Regions from separate parts of the Homo sapiens genome. Here region 1 is linked to region 2. Evidence: chromatin loops called from intact Hi-C (ENCODE). Cell type or tissue: prostate gland. All regions are shown on one strand. Links, peaks and the distances in the headings refer to the core of each region. The heading gives the core; the rest is flanking DNA. Region 1 holds the start of LOC105373480 (a long non-coding RNA gene). Region 2 overlaps TMEM18 (transmembrane protein 18).

Region 1 (13,156 bases), core at 2,369-10,368, 71 kb after region 2:
CAGAAAACCCAGAGTGATGCAGACAGTACACAGAGGTAGCGAAATCAGTACATAGATTCATATTATTTGTGATTTATTGTTCCAACCCCTAAAATAACCTCAAAGACAATGGGGCAGGCAGATCATTGCCACCCCACACATGCCCTTCTCTGGATGGTTGGCAGCTGTGTTTGTGTGGGTTTGTGCAGAGGAGCTGAGGCTGCGGATGGAGGGAGTGGAGGTTGCTCCTCAACATGCTTGATGTAGGGGAGACCACACTGGGTTGTCCACATGGACCCAGCGCAGCCACAGGACCCTGCAGCCACACGGGGAGCGTAGGGGCGCTCAGGGGCTGCTGGAGCTGGAGGAGAGGCGGGAGCCCAGGATGGTGAACGCCTTGGGAAGCTGGAAACCCTGAGAAGCAGCTTCTGCCCAGAGCCCAGAAGGGAACGCAGCTTCACAGTGCTGGACTTTAGCCCCCAGGAGCTGCATCAGGCTTCCAACCTACTGAGCAGAAAGATGATAGATTTGTGTTGCTGCAAATCACAGTGTGTGGTGATTTGTCACAGCAACCATAGAAAACGAATGCAGATGGATGGTCTGCTGGTTTTAAATTTTCACTGTAGCGTGGCCATGGTTTGAATGTCTGTCCACTCCAAAGATCTCGTGGAAACTTAATCCCCAGCATGGCAGCATTGAGGGAGGACTTTAAGAGGTGACTGCATCCTGGAAGCTCATGAATGGATTCCTCCATCCATGTAAGGGAGGAGACCACCCCCCATATTGTCTTATGCCTAGTTTCTGCCTCCAAAGAAAGAAGTAAAAACTAAAAGGCAGAAATGAAATCCACACACAGACAGCCCGGCGCTGCGCCCTGGGCCTGGTTAAAGATCGACCCCTGACCTAATCGGTTATGTTATCTATAGATTCCAGACATTGTATGGAAAAGCATTGTGAAAATCCCTGTCCTGTTCTGTTCTGTTCTGTTCTGTTCTGATTACCAGTGCATGCAGCCCCCAGTCCTGTACCCTCTCCTTGCTCAACTGATCATGACCCTCTCATGCGGCCTCCCTTAGTGTTGTAAGCCCCTAAAAGGGACAGGAATTGCTCACTCAGGGAGCTCGGTTGTTGGAGACGTGAGTCTTGCCAAAGCTCCCAGCCAAATAAAACCCTTCCTTCTTTAACTCGGTGTCTGAGGGGTTTTGTCTGTGGCTTGTCCTGCCACACATGGACTCATGGACTAATGGGTTGCCATGGAAGAGGGACTGGTGGCTTTCCAGGAGGAGGAAGAGAGACCTGAGTGAGCACTTAGCATTCAGCCCGTGACCATGCAATTCCCGCGCCGCCTCTGACTTGGCAAAGCCTCCATCAGCACACAGTTCCTCAATACATGCAGACCCCAACCTTGGACTCCTCAGCCTCCGTAGGTGTAAGAAACAAATTCCTTTTTAAATAAATTACCCAGCTTCAAATATTCTGTTATAAGCAACAGAAAATGAACCAAGAGTATAGTTAGAATCGGTTTGTATATGCCGTGATGTTTTAGTTGTAAAAGGAAAATTGATTACATTATTGACAGCAGTAACACAGCATGTATGTAAGGTCTTATATCAACACCCTTATTCTGCATTATATTTTCTGTGATTGTTGCAATTTTTTTGTCTTTTGATTCTTGGAATGAGCTTTCTTTTGTGTGTGAGGACTGTTTTCTTATTCCCATCCACAACCTGGAGCTCCAAGTGCTGGACTCTCTGCCCAGCTGGGCCCAGGATGCTCTGACTTTTGTAGCAGCTGCCTGGGGATGTGCTTTGATTTCACTGTGTTCCCTGAATTTTGTGTTAGAAATTTAACCCCTAAGTCACATGTTAATGATATTTGGAGGTGGGGCCTTTGAGAGGGAACTGGGACTCCATGAGGTCATCAAGGTGGGGCCCCCCCGAAGGGGCTGGTGGCTCTGGAAGTGAGGAAGGGCACATCTCATGGCTCCTGCCAGGCCATGGCACAGCAGGAAGGCCCTCCCAAGATGCTGGCATCTCCCTCTCAGATGTCTCGGCCTCCAGAGTGTGAAGGTACCTCAATTCTGTATAAATTACCCAAACTGCAGCATTCAGTCATAGCAACAGAATGTGGACTAAGACAAGACAGGGGGTTGGCAAACACGACCTTTTGTAAAATGTGCACAACACATTGTAAATATTTATGGCAAGCAGAATCGTTTTATGATAACAGAACCGTTGGTCATTTGTGCTGGAGACTGTGTGAATTGGACACATTCCTCTCACTGGGAGAGTTAGGAAGCTTCTGCTTAAAATCCCACCTGAGCCTGTGAGTCTTTGCCCTGCAGTCATTGCTAGCAGCTGAGGGAAACCATGGCTTTAATGACCCACAACCTGGCATGTCTTTGTCTTTTCCAAAAGAGGCCCTGGGCTGGATTCCCCCTTGGTTCCTGAGGGGTTGACCTCATGGCTTGGAACTGCAGGAGAGGCAGGAGTGGGCCCCTGGGAGGTGAATCAGGGAGCTTGTTTCACGCCTCCCCACCAGTGACTCCCCTGGATTCCCCCATGAGACCACGTGTTCATCCCGTCTCATCAGCTGCAGAGCTGGGGCTCAGCGACCTGTTCTGGTTTGCACTTTCCACCTCCAGGGGCCTCACTTCCCCTGAACTGTTCTGGTTTGCACTTTCAAACTCCAGGGGCCTCACTTCCACTTCCCTCATCTTACTTTTTTGGGATTGCACCCCCAATACAAAGTCAGCAAATCCGCTGAGCTCCAGAGAACTCAGGATAATTTACTGTCTTTCTGTCTACCTATCTATCTTAATATCTATCCATCATCTTTCTATGGATTTATTTATCATCTAGCTTTCTATTTATTATTTACCTATCATCTATCAATCTTTCTTTCACCTATTTATCCATCTATCATTTATCTATATGGTATATATCTATTAATCATCTATTTATTCATTTATTATCTATCTAGCCATCATCTATCATTTATCGATTATCTATCTATCTATCTATCTATCTATCAATCATCTACCTACCTATTCATCCTTAAACAATGTATTGCTCATTTTGCTGTTTATGTTGAGGCACAAAAGTATAGTTCTCTATTTTTATGTGTTTATAACATTATTTAGCATAAAATACCCAAGATGTTATCCATTCTACAAGTGATTGAAGGCCTCCCCAACACTGGATTATTAAAAGCAGCGCAGCTGTAAACATTCCTGAGCCATGTCTGGGGCACACATGCAAGGGTGTGTCTAGGGTTTGTATCTGCAAGTGAGTTTCTTGAGTCTTAGGAGATGCACCTGTCCACTTTAGTAAATAACCGAATCACACCTTCCCAGAGTCCCTGCCCCAGGAGAGCTTGAGGCTCCCTTTCCTCCACTTCCTCGCCAATGCACACTGTGGGCAGGAGGTTTAATGTCTGATGCGGGGGAAATAGCTTTTTTGGTTTTAGTTGGCATTTTTCTGGTTGCAATGTCATTGAACATCTTTTCAAACACTTATTGGCCTCTGTTTCCTTGTATCTGGAATGTATGCACATGCATGTCTGTATATTTGTGTGTATATGGGTGTACACACACAGTGCTGTGTTTCTATTCCAGATTAACTCCCAGTAATTATTTTTATATTCTCAACAGTAATGCTTTGTCAGTTATATGTCATGCACTTATCTTCTTCAATCTGCAGCTCAAATATTTCTTCTAATGGTGTTTTCTGATTAATAGAATTTTCTATTTTTAATGTGCTAAGTCAGCAAGCTCTTAATGCATGACTCATGCTTTTTTATTTGAAGAAATATGTTTCTATCCTCAGCTCATAAAGATATTTTCATACTTTCTTGCAGATATTTTAGGTTTCCTTTCAAATTAAAATGCCTATTATATGTGGAATAAATAAATGCAAGATAAGATGTAGGAATCCAAGTTAATTTTTTCAATATTGATAACCAGGCGTTCCAGCACTGTTCACTGCAGGAACCTCTTTCACTCACTGATATACAATAATATGTCTGCGCTACATTGTTTGAATGTATGAGATGCTCAATTCCTAGTGTTCTATTCTGTGTTCTCTAATCTGTTTGTTTCCCCTCGTGCTGTGACTAGGCAATAGTGATTTCTATTACTTGATACCTGGCAAAGTAGTTTCCTAACCTTGTTCTTCTGAGATACGCCGGGGCAGGTTTTGATCCTTTACTCTCACATACAAATCGTAGAATCAATTTATCTAGTTCCATTATCAATCCTTTTGGAGTTCTTGAATTGTTGTTTTTATATATCATTATGGAGAAATGAAATTTCATGCTGTTAAATATTCATATCTATCAACTTATAGCCCAGGCAGGTGTGCAATGGTGCAATCTTGGCTCAAACGCAACCTCTGCCGCCCGAGTTCAAGCGATTCTCCTGCCTCAGACTTCCACGTAGCTGGAATTACAGGCATGTGCCACCATGCCTGGCTAATTTTTTATTTTTAGAAGAGACAGGGTTTCTCCATGTTGGTCAGGCTGGTCTCAAACTCCCAACCTCAAGTAATCCACTCGCCTCAGCCTCCCAAGTAGCTGGGATTACAGACGTGAGCCACTGTGCTGGGCCTTATCTTTCCACATTCTTAAAAAATGTCTTAAGTAAAAGTCTTATTCTATTTAAAACCATTCCTGTTATTTCTGTTTAGATTTGTTTTAGGAGCTTTAGAAATTTTATTTGAGGTTAACTGAAGATATAATTCGTGATATACTCCCTTTAGACCAGAGAAAGAAAAAATGGTTAAGACATTTTAAAAATACTATATGTAAATACTATGTGAAAATTAGCTAATGTATGAACTTAGTTATAGAAATGCAAGTATACTCTGTAGATGAGATGTCCAATTTTCTAATATTTGAATTATCTAGATAATTTCATGTATTCTACCCCGATATGAATTACTTGTTTTGTATTTTGTTACTTTAAAATCTATTCATGTGTTATAGCACTAGTTGGTGATTTTCTAAAGTAGTCATTAATTTGTAACCAATTTATCTGTATCAATTTAGGAATGTGTTGAAATATCAGAAAAGGAAATCTGCTGTGTTTAAATGCTGTATGTCTTGGATCAAAGATTTACAATTTAACTGTACTATATATTCACACATATAATTAGAAATAATGGAAATAGTATAGAATTAATTTATTTCTATCTTATCATCAACTGAACCATTGTTTTTAAATGTCAGGTTTTACTAATAATTTCTATTTTCTTTTGTGCAGTCTGTAAACATCCTGCATATTTCAAGAGTAATAGAAACATCAAGTTTGCTGCCTGGCCTCAGGGCTGGGGCAGGGCAGGTGTTTTTACAGACGCCTCCTACGTCTGTGGTGAATCTCTCAGGCATTTGCTTGGTTACTATAAACCTTCGGTGTTTCTAGAGTTCTGACAAAGTTGATTCTGACCGTTTTGCTCAGTTTTTTCAGTGATTCTGTGAAGGGACAGACCTTGGATTTTCCTCTCTGCTATTTTTGCAGACATCAGTGATTCTGTTGATCTTTGGTCATTACACAGTCCTTATTTTCCGGAATACACAGCCTGATCACAGTGTGTTATTCTGATTTAAAATTTCACTGTATGGTGATTTGTTAAACTGTTTAGCTATTTTTACATTTCTTGGGAAATTTTGGAAAATTTCCCCCAAAAAACAACTTTTTGGGGAAAAATTAAATGATAATTCTTTCTTGTAGTGAACTCCAGGTTTCAGCATCCATGCTATTCTCTCCCCAAAACATTAGGCGAGAATCGTTTCCTCTTTTCCTATCCTGGGAAGATGAGATGTGAGCTGAGCCCTATTTCTTTTACACACTTAGAACAATTTTTCATGAAAGCCATTTAGACCTGGATTTTCTTTACCGCTAGGCTTCTAATTATGTTTTGCTTATAATTTACATTATTTTAAATTAACAAATCATAATTGTATGATATTTATGGAGCACAATGCGATGCTATGACGTATGTTTTCAGTGTAGAAGGATTAACTCAAGCCAATCACACACTGCGCCTCACATACTTGCTGTTTTGGGGCCATAGATTTGAAATGTGTCCTCTTAGTGCCTGTGACATACACGTGCGTCATTGCTGTGCAGGAGGCAGGGGAATGGGGGGCCAGGGAGTGGGGAGCTGGAGTCACAGGACCCAAAGTGACAGGTGCATGGAGGAATGAGCTTTTTATTTATTCATTACTTTCATGTCCCCATGCAGCAGTCACAGAAAAAAAAAACATGTAAGTAAGAAAAATTTTGAATGTAAACTAGAGAGTAGTTAGTGGCCCTATTGTAGACTAAATAATGGCCTCCTACAGATACCCATGTTGCAGTCGGCGGAGCCTGTGAATGTCCCTTCCACGGACCCTGCAGGTGGGCTCAGCGAAGGGCCTGAAGATGGGAGCTGACTGTCCTGGGGGGTCCACTGGAATCGCAGAGGGCCTCGTCAGAGGGAGGCAGAGATCGGAGTGAACCAGCCGCAAGCCAAGCACTGCGGGCACCAGGAAAGCTGGAGAGGCAGCGAGGATCTTGGGTTAGAGCCTAGTGAGGGGGCGCGGCCCAGCCAGGAAGGCAGCCAGGATCTTCCCTCAGAGCCTAGCGAGGGGGCGCGGCCCAGCCAGGAGAGCTGGAGAGGCAGCGAGGATGTTCCCTCAGAGCCTGGCGAGGGGGCGTGGCCCAGCCAGGAGGGCGGGAGAGGCAGTGAAGATCTTCCCTCAGAGCCTGGCGAGGGGGCGCGGCCCAGCCAGGAGAGCTGGAGAGGCCCGGAGGATCTTCCCTCAGAGCCTAGCGAGGGAGCGCGGCCCAGCCAGGAGAGCTGGAGAGGCAGCCAGGATCTTCCCTCAGAGCCTGGCGAGTGAGGGCGGCCCAGCCAGGAGAGCTGGAGAGGCAGCGAGGATGTTCCCTCAGAGCCTGGCGAGGGGGCGTGGCCCAGCCAGGAGGGCGGGAGAGGCAGTGAAGATCTTCCCTCAGAGCCTGGGGAGGGGGCGGGGCCCAGCCAGGAGAGCTGGAGAGGCAGCCAGGATCTTCCCTCAGAGCCTGGCGAGGGGGCGCGGCCCAGCCAGGAGAGCTGGAGAGGCAGCGAGGATCTTCCCTCAGAGCCTATCTAGGGGGCGCGGCCCAGCCAGGAGAGCTGGAGAGGCAGCGAAGATCTTCCGTTAGAGCCCAGCGAGGGGGTGTGGCCCAGCCAGGAGGGCTGGAGAGGCAGCGAGGATCTTCCCTAAGAGCGTGGCGAGGGGGCGTGGCCCAGCCAGGAGAGCTGGAGAGGCAGCGAGGATCTTCCCTCAGAGCCTGGCGAGGGGGCGCGGCCCAGCCAGGAGAGCTGGAGAGGCAGCGAAGATCTTCCGTTAGAGCCCAGCGAGGGGGCGTGGCCCAGCCAGGAGGGCTGGAGTGGCAGCCAGGATCTTCCCTCAGAGCCTGGCGAGGGGGCGGGGCCCAGCCAGGAGAGCTGGAGAGGCAGCCAGGATCTTCCCTTAGAGCCCGGCGAGCGGGCGCGGCCCTGCCTACACCCCGACTTCATCCCAGTGAGGAGGACGTCGGACTTCTGGCCTCCAGAGCTGTGAGAAAATACATTTGAGATGTTCAAGCTGCCCAATGTCTGGTCATTTGTTACAAAAGATATGGAAAATCAACGCACCAGTAACTGGAGAAAATTGATCACGACTGAAAGGCAGTGGGCAAAACGTACTGTTGTAGGTCAGCCCAGACCAGAAACTGTAAGTCTATCAAACAGGCGGAGAAAAGCGGCCACCGTTTTATTCCTCAAGAATTGCACAGTGTTTATTTAAGTCAGCAACCCTGTGGAGCAGATTTAAATTTTATACAATTTCTAGACATACGGCATGCACCCACACGTGTATAATCATCATGCATGCATTATGTATGCATATGTGTGGAGGGACATATGCCAGTGTACGTGTGGGTGGGTACAATGAGAAAAGATACAGGGTCTTTAATTATGGAATTATCCAAGTTTCTATTCTTCTCAGAAATCACCATAATGTTTTGGGAATTCTCCCAGACTGCTTCTTGCACTGAAAGTTGTTCAAAATTCTGTTAGAAATTCTCTATATTTTGTCTAAAAATATGCTTCCCATATTGATGTGATACAAGTGAGGAAGAAATTACAAAATATTCACTGAGTAAAATAGCAATTTAAATGCATTGAATTAAATTGAGGACCTGAAAACCTAAACACAATTTTTCCATTGCTTGGTTTATGTGAAACTGGACCTGGAGGTTTTTGTTTTGTTTTTTCCTTCCCCGCCAAAGGAGGAGAGGGTTCAGCTTGGTGCATTGGAAAAGTTTTGTAAAATTATGTCTTAATGGTTTCTGTCAGATTTGGAAAGAATCATTGGCAGTCTAGGGAAAAGTGGATTTACACAAGGTACCGAAATTACCAGGTGATAGAGAAGACGTTTAAATTTGTGGGCCCTCACTCTGAGTTGAGGAAGGGGCCCCTGGTGTTTTTACGACGCACACTTTCTTACTGCTGTACCTGCTGTGGAATCTAGTGAGATTCTAAGTAGTCCTATTTAATTGTGAGTCAATAGTGACTTGCTGGGTGCGGTGGCGACTCCCACGGCGGATGGCTGGGTCGAGAGCACATCTTTATTTTCTCTCTAGATCATTCTTCTTCCTATTTTGATTTGAGAAAGGGAACGTGAGAATTAGGTCAACCAGAGTGTTTTCCCAGTAAGTGTTGAGGCAGGCGTTTGCAAGGAGCAGTATTGGAAGCGTTTCCGGAGTTTTCCAGTGTGTTCGGGTTTCACCTGCATGTCAGGGTTCGTCACCGTCACAGGAACCCTGGGTCATTTTGCCAACTCAGTAGAACGGGGCTAAAATGTAAGAGAAGTAACTTTTATTTTGAGAACATGCTCAAAAGTCTAACAAAATGCACACAGGGGATACAGAAAATAGAATGTGGCAAGGTGGGAGTCTGTGGAGGGAGTGGTGAGTAAATTGTAATCCGTCTTGGAGACCGTTTCCAAGTTTACACTACGTGAAGCGGACGGGGTTTGTGATGCACACAGGGCACAGCCCCCAAGCCCGGGTTCTCCATCGCTTAGTGGGAATGCAGCCTCTGTGTGGTTTCAAGAATGGACATCTGAGTTCTGGCCTGTGTCCATTTCAACATATTCACTGTTTGAAAGTGAATATTCAGTTTGACTCGTTTAATTTCAGAAGCACTGAGAACTGAACTTAGAACAGAAGAGCACTCTAAATAGAGAGAAGAGAGGAGATTGTTGAGGCAGATGGAAAGCATCACAGGAGAAGTGTGTGGCCCTCGCCTGTGGAGGTGAAGCTCCAGCAAGGCTCCATCTTGAGTTTTTTTAAATTTTGAGTAGTAAAGTGATTCACTAGATGGATTGCTAAAAGCAGTTCCCATTTTATGTTTTCTTTCTTTGGTATTCCCAAAATGCAAAAAAAGTATGTCTTAGGGCCGATATCCCCTTTTGAAATTACATCGTTAGGATTTCTGCCATCTTTGGAACCAGGTAAATATTTAATCCAGAGGTGTATCATGAAACACAGGACAGTGACTGAAGGAGAAAAGAGGTGTTTTCTGGGAAACAATTTTATGTAGCTAACTTTAAAGAAAGTCAGTACTTAGAAGTAAAGGAATAGTCCTTAGACTACACATCACAACTATAATCTATAAAACAATAAGCCTATAAATTAGACTCCACCAAAATTAGAAATATTTGTTCTGTAAAATGCCTTATTAAAAGAACAAAAATAAGATCTACAGATGGGGGAAAATACTTGCATATACCACATCTGAAGGAGGGCTTATCTGTGAAATATATAAAGAACTCTCAAGATGCAACAGTAAAATATAACAATCTAACTAGAAAATGGGCAAAAGATTTGGAGAGATATTCCAACACAATTAATACGGGAATGGCGAACACATGAAATGACTGCATTGTTACCCACTAAGAAAATGCAAATTAAAGTCATAGTGGGGTGTCACTGTATGCTTGTTAAAACAGCTCAAATAAAAAGAAAGACACATAAGTCCTGGTGAGAATGTGGATAAACCAGATCTCTCTTACACTGCTGGCAAGAATGCAAAATGATGCAGCCACTATAATGAACAATTTGGCACATAACATAATTATTTGAAAAGAAAAGACAGAAAATAGAGGTAGACAAAAAGCATTATTATAGATAAAGAATGCCAGTACATACTAGTAAACATGAGACCCACTAGGAATGATAAACAATTCTAAATATTTTCTCATCTAATAATATCACCTCAGTATGTTTAAAGCCCACAGATTGATAGAATTCCATGGTTATATTAATCAATTGTCACATTGGGGAGATTTAAATATCCCTCAATTTTGATAATAAAAGATAGTCAAAAATACAAGACTTAAACAAGGCAATTAAAACTTTGATTTATTGGGCATACAAATCCAAATTAGAGAATTGATTTTCTAAAATCCTTAAGAATACTATACAAAATTCACTATGTATTTTGCTATAATACAAGATTAAAAGGATGTTTCTGAAAAAGTGTACTTAAAGGACAATAACTAAAGATAAATGAAACCTCCTATTTGGCAATTAAAATAAACTCTTCTACACGTTAATCAATCATAAGATAGACACAATGGAAAATTTTAAGATGTAAGATTTGTCTAGCAATGAAAATACTATGTATCAAAAGCTGTTATATTTAGCAAAAGCATTATTTCAAGTAAAATGTATAATTTTAAGCATTAAATGCTGATGCCAAAAAAAAAAAAAAGACAAAGACTGGAGATTGGTAAACTAAGCATCCAAAGGGTGACATTTGAAAGAATCACAGAATCACAGAATATATACTAAGTAACAACTGTGGGATATGCCATGACAGCATTTTTAACCAGTTTGACAATCTGCTTCATGATTGGCATGTTTAGACATTTTCATTTAATCACTTAGAGGGTTTGATTTTTTCCATCGCAAATTTCATCCACAAATATCATTTCCTTTGTTTTCTATTTACTTCAGTTGTTCTTCATGATTCTTTCCTCTTTTCCGCATTCTTTTGGATTGAACGTTTTAATTGTTTTATTGTGTCATTTTTGTTGACTTATCAGTAACCTTTTCCTTCCATGTGTAACCATATTGGGATCTATGACTTTCCATGGGCAGCCATCAGGTGACCTTCGATGAATTCCCTCCCGGATGGGAGGGTCATGGTCGCCCTCTTCCCTTCTCACCTCCGGGATGGGAAGATCATGGTTGCACTCTTCCCTTCTCGCCTCCTTGTGTGGAACTTACACAACCATTGTGGATTTTTAATTTACACTCCCACCAACAGTGTAAAAGTGTTCCTATTTCTCCACATCCTCTCCAGCATCTGTTGTTTCCTGACTTTTTAATGATCGCCATTCTAACTGGCATGAGATGGTGTCTCATTGTGGTTTTGATTTGCATTTCTCTAATGACCAGTGATGAGCTTTTTTTCATATGTTTGTTGGCTGCATAAATGTCTTCTTTTGAAAAGTGTCTGTTCATATCCTTTGCCCACTTTTTGATGGGGTTGTTTGATTTTTTCTTGTAAATTTGTTTAAGTTCCTTGTAGGTTCTGGATATTGGCCCTTTGTCAGATGGATAGATTGCAAAAATTTTCTCCCATTCTGTAGGTTACCTGTTCACTGTGATGATAGTTTCTTTTGCTGTGCAGAAGCTCTTTAGTTTAATTAGATCCCATTGGTCAATTTTGGCTTTTATTGCAATTGCTTTTGGTGTTGTAGTCATGAAGTCTTTGTCCATGACTCTGTCCTAAGTGGTATTGCCTAGGTTTTCTTCTAAGGTTTTTATGGTTTTAGGTCTTAGGCTTAAATCTTTAATCCACCTTGAGTTAATTTTTGTATAAGGTGTAAGGAAGGGGTCCAGTTTCAGTTTTCCACATATGGCTAGCCAGTTTTCCCAACACCATTTATTAAATAGGGGATCCTTTCTCCATTGCTTGTTTTTGTCAGGTTTATCAAAGATCAGATGGCTGTAGATGTGTGGTGTTATTTCTGAGGCCTCTGTTCTATTCCATTGGTCTATATATCTGTTTTGGTACCAGTACCATGCTGTTTTGGTTACTGTAGCCTTGTAGTATAGTTTGAAGTCTGGTAGCATGATGCCTCCAGCTTTGTTCTTTTTGCTTAGGATTGTCTTGGCTATATGGTCTCTGTTTTGGTAACTTGGAACATTTTTCTCCAAGCATCTGCTTTCAGCATCTTTCTCCATCTTTATGGATGACAATTACCAATATATCAGGTTGCTTGGACTTGTCCACAGATCATGATGCTCTTTTCTTTCTTTCTGTTTCTCTCTCCTATAGCATCTTTTTTTTCTATGTACATTGACTGTGTGTACTTTGTGTTTCATTGTGGTTAGTTTCTTTTGCTGTGTCTCCAACTTCATGCCTATATGCTTCTGCAATGTGTAATCTGTTGTTCCTCCCATCCACTGTAGTTTTCATTTTAAACGTTGTAGCTTTTTTCCTCTAGAAGTTGGGTTTGAGTCTTTTATATATCATGAGTGTCTCTACTTAACTTTTGGACATACCTAATTCAGGTATAGTAATTTATAAATGTATTTGATAATTCTATATCTGTGTAAATCCTGGGTCAGTTTTTATGAATTTAATTTTTTCATCATCATATTATCACATTATTTAGAGATTTTAACTTTAATATTCCTGACTTCTTTTATCATGGGGTTTCTTGTATGCTTCATGAGTTAGAGCATCCTTCAGAAATCTTAAAAACTAATCAATGCATGAAAACTACCGGTGGAACAAAAAGGTTCAGCCACAGAAAACCACAGCATCATTTTGGTTTTAATATTTTTTTCACCCCCCTCCCCCCGCCCCACCACCAACAAATGTTATGTTTTGCGTTTTGGAAAATTTGTTTCTTAATTATAAAAACACACAATTTATTTTTCACATTAAAAAATTACATTGTTTAATGACAGAAACTCATGAATCCACAGTCACTCGGGGTCTGTCTGCTGGGCTCCACCAGCAGCAGCTGCACGCTCCCTGTGTGAGGATTCTGAGGTCCTCACATAGGGCAGGACACAAAGGTGAAGATGTGCTCTGTTCTACCTGCTTTGGTAGAAGTGGCATAGCTTTTCCCCTTGCAGTCTATCGGCCAG
Region 2 (10,335 bases), core at 2,336-10,335:
TAACGGAAAAATGAAATCAGTGATGTCTCCAGGCGCCTACATGTGTGCACGTGTGCACACGTGAGAGTACACTGCTGCATGTATCGTGTGGGTATGTGCATGAGTGTGAGCTTACATGCACAAGTGAGAGTGTATATGTAAACCTGCACTGTGTACGTTGCGTTGTGACATGTGCGCATGTCTCTGTGTGTTCACGTGTGCACGTGTCTCTGTGTTCACATGTGTGCACATGTGACTCTGTGTGTTCACCTGTGTATGTATTTAGGTCTGTTTCTGGACAGTAAAAACTGACTTTACAACTGATTTGGGATGTGGTTAACCTCATTCAAATGAACACAGGAAACCGAAGCCCTGTGCTTCCCGGCTCATTCCCTTCAGCTCCGGGTGACGTTCCTCAATCAAAAATATTAGACTTCTCTTTCTGAATAAGTGACAGAAATTTTCCCCAAGCAGCCAAACAGGGGCCTCTGGCATGGTGCTGTGGTGCCCTCTGGAGGGTTAGTGGAAAAGATGTCTTTCTCAGACAGAACGGGGAACGAACTGGAAAAGCTCTGCAGAGCCAAGGAGGTATGCGGCCCCAGATCCTGACGTTCCCCTTTCACAGCTCAGGAGACCAACCTGTGCAGGATCCACGACTCTGGCCCCACGTCGGGCCGGGCATCTCTTTCACGCAGCAGCTACATGTCACATTTCCTTTTCTCTATTCTGGTCCTGGAGTGAGCAGCACAGGACGCATTCTGTATGCTCCACATCATTCTGGGGATCAGATCAGCACCACCGCATCGCCAGCCCCACCAAAGCCGTTAACAGACGTGCAGTTTAGGGAATCTAACACATATCTTTTGATCCTTACAGTGATCTTATAAATAACTATGTCGAGTATGCCTATATACCTTTCCTGAAGGGAAACTGAAATTCGAGGCCATCATCACCATGTCCAGTGAGAACCAAGGCTCTTATAAAATTGATCATGTTCTGTGGTCATCACAGGAAGTGTTTTCACTCGGAATCTATCGTCAGACATGTCAGTACCTCTCAAGAGTTCTCATGAACACATTTTTACAATGACCACGTATTAATGTGCAGAATTCCACAACAGCTTGCAGCTGTTACCCTGGAAAATCCACTAATTGCATACGTATTTCAATGTGCTGTCGACATAAAGGTGACGCCCTGTAGGATGGGGGTCATAAACCTGCCAGGACAATGGTGAAGACTTGGGAGGGTAAGAAATGAGAAAGCGCTGTGTGCCCTTGAAGCAGCCGGGAAACCCGCATCCACCCAGGCTGCACCTCCACTCCCAGGCTCCGCGCTGCTTCCGGTCTGTTGTTCTGCTCAGGACTGTGATTGCAGCGGGGAAGCCTCTCACTCACCCAAGAGCCCCGTGTGCGGCCTAGGGTTGGTGGGAGACACAAACCCATCCCAGCCCAACCTGAGGTCATCGGTTACAAAGGACAGTGGCAGGGAAGTCAAGGCCCCACAAATGTCCACTCAGTACTTTTCAGAACTTACATGCTTCTAATATGTGCCAGGTATGCTTTGAGAGACTCTTGGATGGACTTTCTTGTATTGTCAATATATAAGCTGTCTGAAATTTATTATTTGATTTGTCACATCAGTAACTTACAGAGAAGAATTTAAAGAGCAAAAAAGCCAACATGAGTAACTTTATTTATAAAGGTGTCACAGTTCTTGGCAAGTAAATCCATTCCTAGGTAAACCATGGCTTCTGGCTTCAAATTCACAATTCCTAAGGTCCCCCTTTTTTTACCTGGATGCTTGAGCAAAAGGATATTCGGTTTGGAGGCTAGAGAAGGAAGCAATGATGCTGCCTGGGTATTTCACAGGCATTTGTATAATAAATGAAATGAACTTGGAAAGCATTTAAACACCAGCCACCCATCAGTGTGAACTAAGTAACAGGTGAAATCATAAGGATGGCACAATGTGTTTGTCGTTGTAACTTGTTTAAACTAACTTCACTGTTGTGAGGTTTTCACGGTTCTTCTCCGAGGGTCACTTGTCAGCTTGGGAGGAGGTGGAACCTCAGCTCTTCACAGTTCCTGATGATACATAAAGCAAAAAACTGTTTGACTTTCTAAAACCTTTTCAACACAAGCCAAAGCCAAACTACAGACTAGTAACACATATTTCTGCCCTATATGTGTTACCAATTTTAACACATAAAATTAGAAATAGGTTTTTTAAAGCCCATATTGCAAAACAAAGAAGAATACGAACAGATTATTCACTAAAAAAATGCAAAACACCAACAATCATTTGAAAAGCGTTAAACCTCACAGGTAACCACAGAAGTACAAGTTAAAACAGTGAGATAAAACTTTCACCTATTACTCAGAAAAGTTTCTTTTTTTACGTTGCTACTTAGTGCAGACAAGGATTTCAGGAAATATGTACAACCAATATTGGCATATGCTTTCTGAAAATTGATTTAGCAACATTTACCAACTGTCACATAAAAGTTATATATGTTGACTAAATTTCACTTGTAAGAATTTATTCCAAGTCAATAGTGGAAATGTAGGCATGTGAGGTTGGAGATTTCTGTGTTGCTGTTGTCAGTAAAACAATTAGAAAAACTCTGCATCTCTAATATCAGTAACTGGTTACGTAAATTCAGCCTATACCCCTACAATGTGTTTACTATGCAGGCATTGAAAATAATGTTATATAGTGAAATAGCATCATGATAATAGGGACTACATTACTTTATAGAAGATAGACTTACAGAAAAAAGGGGCAGCAAATTGACACTTAACAATTTTCTCCTGTTCCAAAGATATCCAATGTTATATAAGAAATAACCAAACATGGGTAAGGCAGAGGAAAGACCAGCACATGGAGGGCCAAGCTGTGAGTGAGTTGGGCTTAGGGATCCATAAACCCAGAGATGCAGACGCCCAGCTCAGATGGAGCATCACTCCCACATACAACAGAACCCAGAGATGCAGATGCCCCACTCACTCCGATAGAGAATCAACCCCATATACAACAGGATCCAGAGATGCAGACACCCCACTCACTCAGATAGAGAATCAACCCCACATAAAATAGAACCCAGAGATGCAGATGCACCACTCACTCAGATAGAGAATCAACCCCACATAAACTAGAACCCAGAGATGCAGATGCCCCATTCACTCAGATAATCAACCCCACATACAACAGGACCCAGAGATGCAGATGCTCCACTCACTCAGATAGAGAATCAACTCCACATACAACAGGACCCAGAGATGCAAACACCCCACTCACTCAGACAGAGAATCAACCCCACATAAACTAGAACCCAGAGATGCAGATGCCCCACTCACTCAGAGAATCAACCCCACATAAAATAGAACCCAGAGATGCAGATGCACCACTCACTCAGAGCAACAACCCCACATACAACAGAACCCAGAGATGCAGATGCCCCACTCACTCAGATAGAGAATCAACCCTACATACAACAGGACCCAGAGATGCAGATGCCCCACTCACTCAGATGGAGCATCAACCCCACACACAACAGGACCCAGAGATGCAGATGCCCCACTCACTCAGATGCAGCATCAACCCCACACACAACAGGACACAGAGATGCAGATGCCCCACTCACTCAGATGGAGCATCAACCCCACACACAACAGGACTCATGGAGGCAGTCACCCAGCTCACTCAGATGGAGTGTTAACCCCACGCACACAAAACCCAGAGATGCGGATGCCCAGCTCACTCGGATGGAGTATTAACCCCATGTACAACAGAACCCCGAGATGCAGATGCTCAGCTCACTGAGATGGAGCATCAACCCTACACACAACAGGACCCATGGAGGCAGATGCCCAGCTCACTCAGATGAAGCATCAACCCCATGCACAACAGGGCCCATGGAGGCTGACATCCAGCTCGCTCAGATGGAGCAGGAGCTGCTGAAGGGTGTTTTGGCCCAGGACTGGAGCAGAAGGCAGTAGCCCTGAGGCTTACAGAGCAGACCCTATGGCCACATGCTTGGACTTAGGCCTCTGCTTGGCTGCCTGAAGGCTGCAGGGAGCTCCTTCTCTGTCCTCAGGTTCCTTTCAGGGCCTGTGCCAGTCAGCGCCTCCCCTGGCATAGGTCTTGTGCAATTTCTAATGACAGCATGATTCGGAGACTATAATAGCTACACCTTCCCCCAAAGCGAGGAAAGATCTAACTGTACAGGCCGCTGTGAAACTGGAACATCGGAGGAAGAGGAGCTAGAAAGCTTACCAGGCCGATGAGGATGCTTGCTGTCAACTGTTCCAGCCCCACTCGGAACAAGCTGCCACCAACGCATGGCACCCACAGCCTGCGTGGGCCTCGCCGCCCCATCCTGCCTTCCCTGTGCAGCAACCAGGGCTTGGAGACATCTTCGCACCATCCTGGGACTGGGCAGCGCCACCCCCTGGGTGCTCTTCTCTGCCCTGGCTCGCTCCCTTCCTGCCTCCGAGAACTCTGCATGTGGAGCCCAGCCCCGTCCTCCCCAGGACCGACTTGCTGGTGTAGTCGACCAGCAAGAGGGGCTTCAGTAAAGAGGGGAAGGCTGCACTGAAAACATGTTCTGGTTAACTTGGTGAAAGAAGAAGGGTGCTCCACTGAAATCCAGACAAGGAAGCCTGAAGTTCTTTTCCAGGGAAAAGATGCTTGGGCCTGACCGGTATATCTCTGACGGCAATTCTCGTCTGTCTTTAAGCATCCCACTCAACTTCGCGCCACTGAAGCTCCTTACCCTGAATTCCACCCCCAGCCCTTTTTTTTTTTTTTTAACATTTATTATTTTGTAAAGGGCAAGAACATGTTAACATTTCCTTGCCACTTTACTTCTCACAGAAGCTAGCCATTCAGGTTGCATATTGCTTTCTGATTTGATATACATTATCTGTGCAAGTAGACTTTCTTCTACTGGCAAGGACACAATTGCATTTGTTTGTTAAAACTCAGCACCAGATGCTGCAGCAAAGGGACCTGCCAGCCAAAGGTGGAGCTAAGTTCCAGGTGCTCCTGTTTCCAGTTACAGTAAGGTGCAAAACAAATACCATTTTTTTGAAAAAAACAAAAAAAAATACTACATATTATTAAAGATGTATTTTATTGCATAGCAATCGATAAACGTAAGGTGTCACAGGTTTGGAATGTGAAAAATAATTTTGATCCCAAACCTCCTTTCCTGTACTTTATCAGTAGAGTAAAAACATTTGTTCTACTTAAACAGATGAAGCTCTCCAGTGAGTCATCCACATTTATGGAGCCTGAAACCAGTGTGCTCTGTGCAACCCCCAGTGCTTTAAAGTGGGATTGCACCTGTGCTTTCGTAAATTACTCAACTGCTGATCATTTTGGCTTCTATGACTTTCCCTAAAATGAGGACAACATATCAAGACAATTGTTAACAATGCACTTTAAGGCATTGAATATAAACTTACTACACAGTTAAAAATAAAGTGAAGGTTGTTTTTACAAAACCAAAATATAACTGTTCCAAAACACAGACACACACATGCAGAATGAAAATCAAAGACCACACGTCATGGTTTCACACTGACATGTCATCAGCATCAAATTCATGCAAAGCTAGCAATACTGTTACACTACTTTATCACAGGCAAACTGAGATTCAATCACACGGCCCCATATTAAGTCCAAATAACATATAGATGTTTAATTAGTCTGTTCTCACACTGCTATAAAGATACTACCTGAGACCTGGATTACTTTATAAACAAGAAGTTTAATTGACTCAGTTCCACATGGCCGGGGAGGCCTCGGGAAACTTACAATCATGGCAGAGGGAGAAACAAGCACCTTCTTCACAAGGCAGCAGGAGAGAGACAGTGACAGCAGGGGAAACTGCTGTCTTTAAAACCAGCAGATCTTGTGAGAACTCCCTCTCTATTATGATAACAACATAGGGGAAACCACCCCCATGATCCCATCACCTCCCATCAGGTCCCTCCCTTGACACATGGGGATTACAATTTGAGATGCAATTTGGGTGGGGACACAAAGCCAAACCATATCAGATGGTGAAAATGTTATACTAAAAATGCACAGTCTCTACAAACTCCCTGGTTTCTTTTCTGTCAGTGAAGTCAAATATCTACACAACGGCCCTGGACAATGCTACAGGGAGGACACATTACCTTAATCATCTTTCTGTCCCACTTCTCAGCCACAAAGGCCCGAGAGGGGCATGAACTTGGCTGGTGAGCTCTGCACCTCAACATTCTCTTCCCAGGCTTGTCTAATCAAAGATAACTGTTCCAATTACATTTTGAATTGGTAACTTTCAGAAATGCACAATTAGGCATGCTATCCAGATACAATGCACAATCAGTATTCCCTTATTGAACACCTATTTTTAAATATCTGGGTCTCTAACCACCTGTCATTCTTAAACTACAGGTCCACATTTGACAGGAACCAAGAGCCACTGGGCAGGAGCTATTTTATAAAGTGGATATTGCAAAGTAACAGTATGCCTGTCCTAACAGAACTGGGAGCATTGTGTTCCCAAGCACCTAAATCAACAGAACACCAGGACATTAGGAAAGACACGCTTCTCCATGGAGTGTTGACTTCAGGGCTTCCATTCTGTTTTCAGTAAAGCAGCCCATAACTTTGCTAGAGAGGGCCTAGCCTCTTGTGAATTGGTTCATCAAACTGAGATACAACGTATTTTCCAAGAGCTTCCTTCCAAGGTCTCTCTGCCCCAGCACAGCTGACATTTCATGTCAAGTCATTGTCTGTGATGCGGCTGACCCAGGCACACAGGATTTTATGCATCACCCCGGGCTCCACAGGAGAAGCCAGGAGCACCACCCCCTCCAGTGACAACCAGGTGTCTCCAAACTTTGCCCCATGTCTTGGAAGGTGAAAACACCCTCTACTGCGAACTGTGGCATGCACTAGAAAACACAGCACGAGGAGGAGGGCATGGTGCCCATGTACAGGTGGCACTGTTTATTATTGAGTTTCATATTTTATATTGTGTATTTTATATTTATAATTAGTACTAGTTACACATATGACATGGACTTCTTCAAATCAAATTCCCAGTTATGAAGCTCTGCAGAGACCGTTCCCACAGCCTGACTACAAAGATCAGGCACCTGAAGACGCATGTCCTGATGGATACATTCAGTGCTGGCTGAAAAGCCAACTTCAGTGTGTGCCCTACCACTGTGGATATTTAAATAAAACAACGGTTTTTCAAACCATGAGTCAGCTGGAAGGATGCCCACGCCACGCACACTGCAGCACTGGGAGCTGCACTGGGTGGACGGGAAGGACGCAAACTCCAAGCAGCTGCTGCCCCTCAGTCTTCTTTCCTTCTCCTTTTCTTTTCCTTTCTTCTCTCTTGTGCATTCTTCAGGTCAGTCATCACATTCAAAGTCTTCCATACCCACATAACCTAAACACAATTGTTTGAGACATGTTTAGATTTGAAAAACATACACATGAAGAAAGACAACTGAAAGTGTCATCTACGTACCACAATGATCATGGCATTCACCAGCAGTGGGGCTGAAAATACTATAGAAATGAACATCCCCCTGGAGTCGAAATACTGGTATTTCGAAAATAATCTGTTTAAAAAACAAAAACAAAAAATTACTAGGCAATACAACCAAAAAGTTCTAGTGACACCGTCTATTTAGATAAGACTTTGGAGAGAGCTGATGTGGACTGAGGTGGGAGCAACACCCTCACTGGGCCCACCCTTGGGAGCAGCGGTAATCTCCACTGTACTGTCCCAAATGCAATGAATGCTCATTATGAAGAAAACACACTGGGTCACAGGACAGGGAGACACCACCCAGCAGCACAGGAAAGACCCCGAGGCCTCCCCCAGCAGAGAGACGTCACCCTGCAAGCCCTCTGGGTCATCAGCAGCACATCTGACCTTAGCTGGAAGACACTGATGACTTGAAATCCTTAAAACCTACAGAGTAACAACGTCAATAATCCCCTCCCCGTAAATGACAAAGGGACAGCAGCTGCGTCTGCTCCACAGCTGCACTGGGAAGGAGTGGTGCCGGGCCCTTCCATCCCTTTGGTTCTCATAGCAGGTCCTCTTGCTGTCAGTGCCAGTGCCTCTTTAGCAGAAGAGACTGAGGAAGGCGGAAGATCTCCACCTGCACAAAGGTACAGCGCCAGGGAGGGCAGAGGATCTGCACGTGGGTGTTGATGATTCTCTCAGCAGCCAGCACAGGAAATGCCATCAACAAAGCTAGTAATGGTGGGCAGTGGGTCAGCGCCTTGTGAGCATGGGGCTCCTGCCTTGCTGGCGCTCACAGCTAGTAATGGTGGGCAGTGGGTCAACACCTCATGAGCATGGGGCTCCCGCCTTGCTGGCGCTTACACTCTATACCATGGGAGGCCCAGAAGTAAGAGGCAGCCAGTCCAAGCATGTGGCGAGTGCTGCTACAGAGAAATGTGAAGCCTGTCGGGGGTGAGGGGGCCTCGTGGAGTCGTAGGCACAGCCATGAACGGCTGGGACAGAGCTGGCAGGAGGCCGCAGGGCATCACTGCAGGACTCCGCGTTTACTCTGGGGGAGCTGGGGACACTCTGGAACGTTCTGAGGGGCAGTGCTTGGCTCTGAGGCCCACGCTTCCCCAGGATGCCCAAGAGGCTGGGCAGTCGGGGGACGGCTTAGGGACCGCTGCATGTCAGCAGCGGGTCGGCGAGGGTGGGGTGAAGGGCATGGAACACACTGGGCTCGTGGCTGATCTTAAAGGTGGAGGGACGGAGCTTCCTGAACAATGCCCTGTTACGTCTCTGGTCTAAGAAGCTGGAGGGAGAAGCCGCCCCTACGAAGAGGGGGGAGCAGAGCAGTCGGACTGAAGTGTGAATTTTGAGATGTTTGTTAGACGTCCTGGTGCCCAGTCCAACAGGTGGGACAGGCAAGAAACCCAGCGCTTTTGAAACCAGGAGATCTCGGAGAAGCATGAAGACAGGAGGCTGCGGCCAGAGGGAAGGGAGGGGCCAGAAAGGTGCTGCACCCTGGAGCTGGGTGTGGGAGGGCTTCGGGGAGGATGACCCTGTGCCAGCCTCTGGACAAGGTCAGGGTCACCAGGGACTGAACACCCCTCCTGGGACTGAACCATGTGAAGGCCCTGCATCCGGGAGGAGAGGCAGGGTCCTCCTGGGACTGAACCATGTGAAGGCCCTGCATCCGGGAGGAGAGGCAGGGTCCTCCTGGGACTGAACCATGTGAAGGCCCTGCATCCGGGAGGAGAGGCAGGGTCCTCCTGGGACTGAACCATGTGAAGGCCCTGCATCCGGGAGGAGAGGCAGGGTCCTCCTGGGACTGAACCATGTGAAGGCCCTGCATCCGGGAGGAGAGGCAGGGTCCTCCTGGGACTGAACCATGTGAAGGCCCTGCATCCGGGAGGAGAGGCAGGGTCCTCCTGGGACTGAACCATGTGAAGGCCCTGCATCCGGGAGGAGAGGCAGGGTCCTCCTGGGACTGAACCATGTGAAGGCCCTGCATCCGGGAGGAGAGGCAGGGTCCTCCTGGGACTGAACCATGTGAAGGCCCTGCATCCGGGAGGAGAGGCAGGGTCCTCCTGGGACTGAACCATGTGAAGGCCCTGCATCCGGGAGGAGAGGCAGGGTCCCCAGTGAGCCGCTTATGGCTAAAGAGAGGGCAGGGAGGAGGGAGGGCAGAGACAGTGCTGCAGGGACGCTGTCGTGGAGGGAAAGGCTGAGCAGGGAGGAGCAAGGCAGGAGGAGGCCGAGTCAGGGGAGGGTTCGGGAAACCAGGCGGGGTCTAAGCAAAGGATTTCAGGGAGTGCTCAACAACCCCTTTCGGTGAGGGCCCAAGATCAGTGTTCAGGGCTTATGGGCCACAAGGCCACAGTCTCAGCTCCTTCCTGCTCAGGGTCTGGCAGTTTTACTTTTTTTCTGTTTTATATTTTAAAACGTAAAAGCCATTTTTAGCTCACAGGCCACTCAAAAACAGTCCGTGGGTCTCACTTGACAGAGGCTGTGTGGTTCAACCTGGGCAGGTGCTGGGTTCCGAGTCCCCTGGGATGAAGCCAGGGGTAGAGGAGGGGGCAGAGGACGCAGGGCCAGGGCTGCCAGCGGTGCCCCCCGACATCAGGATGTGGGGCTGGGGATGAGGCAGGCAGGTGCCCCAGACCACCCAGAAGCCCCCTACTCAGGTCCAGACTCCCCATGGAGCAGCCACCCTGCAGTCCAAGGGGGAGGGCATGGCTGAGGCCAGCGCGGACCACGTTCTCTAAAATGCTGCTGTTTCTATTCTGCAGCTCAAATTCCCATGGCCACTTCTCTGGCTCTGCCATCAG

What was found. Hi-C counts contacts between places; a loop is a spot of excess contacts. Peaks named below come from ENCODE experiments on the same cell type or tissue, not always from the same donor. Only the 100,000 strongest peaks of a DNase experiment are listed, where the experiment ranks them.
Region 1: a loop joins it to region 2, with 3 times the contacts of the local background. A loop is called at or near these places in 22 of 110 quality-filtered maps.

What each region holds. Positions count from the first base shown.
Region 1 is chr2:733,415-746,570 of GRCh38, forward strand. It overlaps LOC105373480 (a long non-coding RNA gene), which reads left to right and starts at 6,071. Exons shown (of 5, transcript XR_007086128.1): 1 at 6,071-6,536. In prostate gland, for the core only: no CTCF peak of the experiment used is centred there; a DNase peak (open chromatin) is centred at 7,267; H3K4me3 peaks cover 1,449 bases; H3K27ac peaks cover 1,310 bases.
Region 2 is chr2:662,241-672,575 of GRCh38, forward strand. TMEM18 (transmembrane protein 18) reads right to left here. Exons shown (of 5, transcript NM_152834.4): 4 at 7,517-7,610; 5 at 1,637-7,435. The coding sequence ends at 7,340. Among named protein-coding and RNA genes, the nearest start is that of TMEM18-DT, 10 kb to the right of the region's middle. In prostate gland, for the core only: a CTCF peak has its summit at 5,328; DNase peaks (open chromatin) are centred at 5,291, 6,531 and 7,071; H3K27ac peaks cover 1,586 bases.